3 separate regions of the Homo sapiens genome follow, and regions 2 and 3 are each linked to region 1. A link is a contact called in ENCODE Hi-C or POLR2A ChIA-PET data. All regions are on one chromosome and are shown on one strand. The core of a region is the stretch at or near the end of the contact, and the rest is flanking DNA. Distances in the headings are between cores, read along the strand shown.

Evidence for each region. Hi-C counts contacts between places; a loop is a spot of excess contacts on that map. ChIA-PET counts read pairs that join two places held with the same protein, here RNA polymerase II (POLR2A). Pooled maps may share reads with other maps.
Region 2: a map of OCI-LY7 shows a loop between it and region 1 (4-fold over the local background). The contact joins two enhancer-like sites. A Hi-C loop is called at or near these places in 1 of 168 maps with a recorded cell type or tissue (OCI-LY7), 1 of 37 single-sample maps with no recorded cell type and 3 of 50 pooled maps. POLR2A ChIA-PET finds 5 or more read pairs at or near these places in 1 of 52 experiments (OCI-LY7).
Region 3: a loop to region 1 is called in a pooled map, with 5 times the contacts of the local background. The contact joins two enhancer-like sites. A Hi-C loop is called at or near these places in 2 of 37 single-sample maps with no recorded cell type and 2 of 50 pooled maps.

What each region holds. Positions count from the first base shown.
Region 1 is chr7:47,148,107-47,150,806 of GRCh38, reverse strand. No RefSeq gene overlaps it. Among named protein-coding and RNA genes, the nearest start is that of SNORD151, 320 kb to the left of the region's middle. Within about 2 kb of position 1,351, at least 2 of the 41 ENCODE cell types and tissues checked have a DNase peak (open chromatin) inside an H3K27ac peak, as active enhancers do; they include OCI-LY7, where a contact is called at or near this core.
Region 2 is chr7:47,668,345-47,671,044 of GRCh38, reverse strand. No RefSeq gene overlaps it. Among named protein-coding and RNA genes, the nearest start is that of LINC02902, 14 kb to the right of the region's middle. Within about 2 kb of position 1,409, at least 19 of the 41 ENCODE cell types and tissues checked have a DNase peak (open chromatin) inside an H3K27ac peak, as active enhancers do; they include OCI-LY7, where a contact is called at or near this core.
Region 3 is chr7:47,937,496-47,940,195 of GRCh38, reverse strand. PKD1L1 (polycystin 1 like 1, transient receptor potential channel interacting) reads left to right here. Exons shown (of 57, transcript NM_138295.5): 3 at 1-3. Among named protein-coding and RNA genes, the nearest start is that of PKD1L1, 9.6 kb to the left of the region's middle. RefSeq lists enhancers at 1,851-2,020, 2,471-2,550. Within about 2 kb of position 1,260, at least 4 of the 41 ENCODE cell types and tissues checked have a DNase peak (open chromatin) inside an H3K27ac peak, as active enhancers do.

The sequences.
Region 1 (2,700 bases), core at 102-2,601:
TAATCAAGAGATTGAAAGAATTTCCCCGTTTCCAAAGTCTGAACATAGGATGTGAGGAAGTGATGCTGTGCAACCCTTGAGCACTAGGCATTAAGAGGCTGTGCACGTGTTTGTGGTATCCCTTGCTTCTCTGCTTTGACCAGCTGTCTTTGCTGGGCCCAGACATGTGTGAGAGCCCAGCCCAGATCAGTAAAGCCACACATCCAATCTCTAGTCAACTCACAATTGATAATAGGGAGATTTGAAAATATGAAAAAGCAGAATATAAAATGGGATATATATTATAACAACCCTTTGTTTTTTACAAAAATTCTCTTGTATACAAGAGAATACACAAACATGGAAATAATTGCAGAAGAGTGATGGGTTTATGCACCTTTAAAAAAATAAATAATATTCTTAATTTTATCACAAACAACAAATGTAAAATCTTTCCTTATCGCCAAAACATGTGTGCATCAATTTGTTTGGAGTAAATACAATATTTTCCATAAATGCAATTGTATTTGGAATTCTATTTTATTATTTAAAAAATCTCACAACACCTAAGTGAACCCCGTGATCCCAGCTCAGACCAGTAGAACTGCTCAGTTGAGACCGTAACTGCCCAGCTGGCCCACAGGTGGCTAGTAAAATGAAATGCTTGTTGTTGTATGCTGCTAGGGTAATTCAGTTGTTTGTTACACATCTCTGTTGTACAATAATTAGCCATTACCTGTGTGGTTTTAGGTAAGTCATCAGCCTCTTGACTGGTGGTGCCAGCCCCTGGACTGCAGACAGCAGTGGAAGAGAGGCCCAGGAGAAGGGTCCTATGGCGCTCTCAGGGAAGGCTGTGTGGGTGCTCATGTGGGCCCCGTGTGTCCATGGAAGTCTATTTTAGTGATAGGGTGGATGGGAAGACATGGAGGAAATAAGATAAACTTGAGTGCAGCTCCCATAGCACCCATATTTGTCAATTGGTCACAGTCCATGTGTTTGAAGTTATTGCCCCTTTAAGTTCTCTCTGAATAACAGTGAGAAAGATGAGAGAGACAAAAATAAAAAAGGCAGAGAAAGAGAAAGAAGAGGAAGTTACATATAGGATGTGTAATTTGAAATAAACATTAACTGAAATAAACATGAACTTCTCAAATTTGGTTTCTGTTCCCCTAACGCCACCATACTGCCCACCACACCAGGTGTATGACAGCTGACACTATAGAGCAGCGGTTCCCAACCTTCCTGACACCAGGGATGGGGGTTGGTTTTGGGATGAAACTGTTCCACCTCAGATCATCAGGCATTAGTTAGATTCTCATAAGGAGGGCTCAGCCTAGATCCCTTGCATGTGCAGTTCACAATATGGTTTGCGCTCCTATGAGAATCTGATGCCGGTGCTGATCTGACAGGAGGCGGAGCTCTGGCAGTAATGCTCACTCACCTCTGCTCACCTCCTGTTCTGTGGACCGGTTCCTAACAGGCCATGGACCAATGCTGTGGCCTGGGGGTTGGGAACCCCTGCCATAGATCATTCCAGCCTCATTACACCTAGACTTAAAAGTCATACCATCAAGACAGATGCTTCATGATGACTCTGATTGAAGTTTTGATTGTACAGTAACAGCTAGTGCCACACGTATAGTGCTTAATCACATCTTCGTGTGGACATTACACAAATAGCTAGGGCAAAGACTTCAACATCTTTTCCCTCTTGACACTCTTCCTTGTAATCTGACCTGCAATAGTAGCACTGGCCTGAATTGAATCCTCTGGGCTTCGCGGATCTGATAAGCAACAGTTTCCTGGCTCTTATTTATACACTCTTCTTTCCCAGCCAGAGAGAATTCTCTGTTCCTTTCTTACAAAAAAAGTGCCCCCCCTTCTTAGCCTGGCTAGCCTCATTGCATTTCTGCCCTGTCAGTCTTTCATTTTCATTGGCAAAATGGGAAAAATGACATCTGCCTTTTCTGATATTATATGGTTATTGCAATGGTCAAATGAAGTGATTAAGGTCCAAATGGAGTTAGTGTTAAGCATCAGGAACTCTGCAGGATTCCAAGATGATTTGGTCATGGATTCTGTCCTAACAAAGAAGAAAAATGTAAATAATTTATAGATTCATCCTTAGTTTATCTTTATTTCCCCACCCCGTGGAAGTGGATTAATAAGAAAAATAGACTCTTTGTGGTGAATTCTTTTTAATAACTGCCCCTCAGGCTAGAAAAGAGAACTAGGATCAGTGACATTGGTGAGCAAATGTCTTCCTCTAGAAAAACCTTTGCTCTATCATCACACAAGTCTTACTATTTAAAAAGGGAAAAAAATCCTTCCATTAAAGAAAGAAGCATAAGTCAAAGGCCTCTCTCACAGACTTCAAACTGTTAAAGGTAACTAGAGGTGACTGACCAAATTAGGTCAGGCAATAAATAAGAAATATGTTTAATCTTATCAGGATTTTCCACTCCGTTTTCTGTTTTGTTTCATAGATGGAGGGTAGTTAAATATATCTCTACTTTGAGTTTGAAAATACGCTTTAGGAATTGTATCTTATCAGTAAGTGCTTTACAAACACCATTTATTATCTGATTTGAAATATTGCTAATCCATTTGAACAATCTCATTTATCAATGGTATGTCGAGGAAATTTTGTGCCATATATGAATATATATGTGTAAGATTTTTCTCAGTATTGTTAAAAACAGTAATAAGTTGAATTCAGCA
Region 2 (2,700 bases), core at 160-2,659, 520 kb before region 1:
GCTGTTGTAACTTTCCAGATGCTGTGCTGTGACAGCCTTGAATTTGCATATTGCTAAAAGGAAGTGTCAAGTTTAGGCTAAGAAACAAATGAATGTCAAAAGTGGAAGCACAGAGCTTGAAGTTCAAGGTCAGCAGAGTCTCGCTGCAGGTGTCATCTGTGGGGAGCGAAGGCGTCTGGACCCAGCTGTGAATCCTGCTCAGTGCCCGCCTGGGCTGTACCTGCTTTGCAAACTGGCGCTCTCATATGCATGTTAACAAGCACACTGGGGCCCTCCCTGTTTTTACATATTTGTTTTTTTGTTTGTTTTGTTTTTTGGTTTTTTTTTTTTTTTTTTTTGAGGTAGAGTCTCACTCTGTCACCCAAGGTGGAGTGCAGTAGCGCGATCTCAGCTCACTGCAACCTCCACCTCCTGGGTTTAAGCATTTTCCCCTGCCTTGTGCCTCCCGAGTAGCTGGGATTACAGGCATGAACCACCACACCTGGCTAATTTTTTTGTATTTTTAGTAGGGACGGGGTTTCACCATGTTGGCCAGGCTGGTCTCAAACTCCTGACCTCAGGCAATCCACCTGCCTCGGCCTCCCAAAGTGCTGGGATTACAGGTGTGAGCCACCACACCCAGTCTTGTTTTTACATATTAAAAATACCCAATCTGGGCCTGGCCTGGTGTAAAAAAAAAAAAAAAAAAAAAAAAAGGATCTTTCCTGAGAACTTGTATTACTTCAGTATCACCCAGTCTCTGCCCACAGCCTCAGGGGAGAAGCTTTGAGCACAGGTTTTACAGAGCGTGAGAGACCCTTGGGCCTGGGAGAGCCTTGGGAAAGGAACATAAACTTGAAGGGAAAAAAGCAAGGCTCAGAAGTCAACACAAAGTGTGATAGCATTTCTAGAAAGTCCCACATAAGCCTGACTAAGCAATTTATTGTTTGGGGATACACGCATGTTACAACTTTTTTTTTTTTTTGAGAAAAGATCTCACTTTGTTGCCCAGGCTGGAGTACAGTGGCGAGATCATGGCTCACTGTAATCGCAACCTCCCGGACTTGAGCCGTCCTCCCACCTCAGCTTCCCCAGTAGCTGAGACCACAGGCATGCACCACCGTGGCCGGCTAATTGTTTTATTTTTATCTTTTAGTAGAGACAGGGTCTCTCTATGTTGCCCAGGCTGGTCTCAAACTCCTGGGCTCAAGCAGTCCTCCCTCGTTGGCCTTTCAAAGTGCTGAGATGACAGGTGTGAGCCACCGAGCCCGGCCAACAAGTTTTTTTAAGTGAAGGAAAACGAAAAACAAATTTCAGATTGGGGAACAGCTAGAGGCAGCCACAGGAACAACTTGCAGTGGGTGTTGGGCAGCAGGCTGAGTCACTCCCTGGCTCCACTGGGCTGTGTCATGTGCACACGCTTCATGTATGCCTTAAGTGACGTTCAAAAGAACACAATGCCACATGAAGCCTAACTCAGCAAGCCCTTTCTGTAAGAGGAGAAATAACTACCCCTGCTCTTGCCCACTTTCTTTCAACAGGGGCCAGCATCACCTGCTCCCCTCCCCCATCTCTATGTTCCATCTCTGGCAGCCTCTGCACAAAGGTGTCCTCCAGGAGGCCAGGTGGGCACCAAGGTTCTTGAAAAGAAAGGAAAGGGAAGCGCAGTGTTCCACAGCTGGTTCCCAAGAAAACAGCAAAACAACTGCGCACTCATTCTGAAGGACGGCAGACAAGACGGTTCCTCAACACATGAACTGGTTTTTCTTGATGAGTGATGGGTTTTTGACCCATTCCTGCTGCCCCTTCTGGGAAAACTGGGCAGCCCCAGGCTGTGTCAATGTCACCAGCTGAATTGTGTTACCCAAAATTCCAAGACTGAAGTCCTAACCAGAATCTCAGGATGTGACCTTCTTTGGAGATAGGGCCTTTACCAGGAAATTAAGGTAAAATGAGGCATTACGGTGGGCCTTAATCCAATGACTGGTGTCCTTATAACAAGAGGAGATTGGGACACAGGCTTACACACACATCCTTAGGGAAGAGGGAGGAGACAGCTATCTACCATCCGAGGAGAGATGCCTCAGGAGAAACCAAACCTGCCAACACCTTAGTCTCTGCCTTGCTGCCTCCAGGACTGCGAGGAAATTCATTTCTGAGGGTTCAGCCACCCAGCCTGCAGCACCTGCTATGACATCCTCGGAAAATGAAGACTGTGTGCCCTTTTTTCTACCTCCTGTGGTTCGAGGGCAGACCCAAGCCCGGGATAAAGCACGCTAGGTTTGGAATTCACTCCCACACTCCTTAAGATAGTTCCTACATAACCTTTGCTGAATTCCTCTAGCTTTCCATGCCTCTGTTTTCTCACTGGTAAAGTTGGGATCCTACGGCCTTCATCATGAAAGCTGTTAAGAAGATTGAGTTCATGTGAAGTTTAGAACAATGCCTGATACAGAGAAGCACTCAATAATGATGTTGGCTCCTACTACTATTTTTATTAGGAGACTTTTATTCATTAAGCAAGTATTTATTGAGCATCTGCTATGCCCTAGGGACAAACAGACCTAGATGACACTCATCTGGTTTAGTTGAATGGACCTAGCTGCAGGTACTACTTGGCCTGGAGGGGATCCGTCGGTATCCTCTTGGCTCCAGGAGCATCTCCTATTGCTGCACCCCAAGGGCCTGAATTGTTGCTGGTGTACATTAGGCACTCAACAA
Region 3 (2,700 bases), core at 11-2,510, 790 kb before region 1:
AAGGTATTCCTGGATCTGGGGAAATTAGGCTTTTCTTCCTGAATACAGTACATGTACAGTACAGCTAAAAAGCACCTCCATGTTTCATCAGGAATTCATCAGGGATTGTTTTCCTATCATGTGTGTTTGTGCCAATGAAGCAAGTGTGACTTATAAAGCCTTAATTCAGCTCCAGAGCATAGTTCCACATATAAGAAGTGCAGGCAGGGCTAGCCCAGCCCAGAGGAGTAGGGGATAGCCCTCAGATGGGGAGTGAGGGGTAGCCCTCAGGTGGGGAGTGGGGGCTGCCCTGCAGGTGGGGAGTAGGGGCTGCCTCCCAGGTGGGAAGTAGGAGGGTAGCCCTCAGGTGGGGAGTGGGGGCTGCCCCTCAAGCGGGGAGTGGGGGCTATCCCCGGGGTGGGGAGTGGGTGCTGTCCCCCAGGTGGGGAGTGGGAGCTGCCCCGAGATGGCTCCAGCACAGACAAGGCTTCCAGCAGCCAAAGCACTGAAACCCTGCTTAACTTGCGCAGTGTGGGGAGCTCGTTGAAGACCCCTATTAATTAAGACTGGGCTACCTGGATGTTTGTGAATTCCCTTGCATCTGTTTATCAGAGTAGCTAACAGGGCTTGGGTCTGAAGGCCTGGGCAATGCCCTGGAGATGGAGGAGAAGCGTGAGAGGAGTGACTCTCACATCTGTGGGTGGGGTCCGAGAGAAGAGTGAAAACTTCTGAGTGAGACATGCTTTTCACCCAGAATAAGCATTGGTTCCAAAGGGACATGCACAGACAGCCCAGAGTTGTGCGTTTCTAGTTCAAATTTAAAGAAGCCAGTTCTCTTTGAAGCTCCCAGAACCTCTGCTGTCCTTGGCAAAGACTCTCCTGCAGTTCATTTTTCAGTATTCCTCATGCAGAGCAGCGTTATTAAACCACCCCCTCCGTAGCACATCCATCTGAGTTTATATTGAAATGAATTTGATCTCAACCCACAGTGTTTGTGTTTGGGAGCTTTTCTCTGCTCTGCCATCACTTTTGTCAGCGAAAGTTCAAGGAGGCATTTTTAGGTTCCCAAGGAAGGATATTTAGTAAGATGAGCGTCTGATGGTTCTGAGAACAGGAGGTTGGGGAGAGGTGTTTTAGAGGGGAGGTGATATTACCTGCGTTTCTCACATTACACAATGTAAATAGCCACATACAGTGACTTCCTTAGGCTTTTAGTGCCCTCACCTCCAAACACAAGGGGGCAAACAGACCTCATGCTTCTTGAACACTTGGTGCAGATCTGCTATGCAGAATCACCTAGGGAGCTTAAAAGTCAAAGAAACCAAACAAAACCATGCACAAGCCCTGCCTCTGAAGATTCTAACAGACATGCTGTGGCGTGGCTCAGGGTGATGGTGCTTCAACCCCACCCCACCCAGGTGACTCCAAGGTTCAGCCACCTGGGACCTCAGCTTTGGGCATAGATCGATGCCTTTAGGATTTGACCATCATGTCCCAAAGGGCTTGGTCCTGGTGAAATGTGCAATCAGGGGGCTCTCTGGTTTTGGTTGACTGGGAGACCCATTTCCAAGCTGCATTCTGGCCGCTCTGCTCTCTACAGCCCCAGTGGGCTCAGGCGAAGGTCACACAGGGCCATACACCAGCTCCTGGACGTGCTGGGCAGTTTGCTGATTGGGCATAGTTATAGGATAGTGTCTTGCAAAGCCCTGTGTCTCCCATGCTGCTCACTAGCACCATGCCTTTTAGGGGTTGTAGGTACATGCAGCTGTCTCAGCCCCTGGGTTTCACATCCTCAGGAAACTGCCAGGATCTACCCAGGTCCTGCTCTGGGAGGCCACAGAGGGGTTCCCTGTTCTCGTCACAGAAGAGGGGCAGGTGCCAGGCGTATGCACTCAGGCACGAGCTGGCATCTTTCAGCTCCCACTCTGGCCTTCTTGACACCTTCCTGTGTTGTTCTCCTGAAAGATGAAGCACCTGATGTCCTGTAGTTACAAATCTGTAAAAGGCCCACAGCACAGGGAGCGCACATCCCAGGGAGGGGCTGGGCCGTTGGTTAACCTATACTAACTTCTTAACTGGCTGGAACTACTTCTGGTAACAGCTCTCTCAAGAGCCAGAGTGAGGCCCTGGGCCCTCAGTCTGAGGGATGGTGGCTGCTTTTTGTAATCATGTCCACAGTGGGGCGTTGTCTCTGGACAGGCGTCCTGTGTAGGAAACAAGGTGGCCAGCTTCCCGTAGGCCAAAAGTGTCCCCCCTCCTCCTGTGCCGTGGGCACCTCCCTGCTTTCCTGGTGCCACCAGGATTGAGATTTTGTCACAAGGAGAGCTGCACAGGTCAATGCAAGGTCAACAGAGGCCTCATGACCAAGATGGGCTCCCAGCACCCCTCACCTGCCCTCCAATGCCCCCACCCCACCTAAGCTCTCAGTGTGCACAGGCCGAGCAAGCCCAGTGGCATTGTCTCTGAGTTCTCTCTTGGGCTCCATCTCACTTCCAGTCCAGCAGCCAGCCCGGCCACCCCATAGCCTCAGAGGTGTTCACCCTCTGCCTTCACTCCACAATCAAGACCTGCCATCCTCATAGCCCTCTGAGTGGATCCCCTGCTGCCACTCCTGCCTGCCAGGCTCTCTTCAGTACCGCAACCACACTGTTGCTTCTGTGCATTGGAGCGTGCCACTCTTGTGCTCAGAACCCTCCATCTCATTCAGAATGAAACTCCACT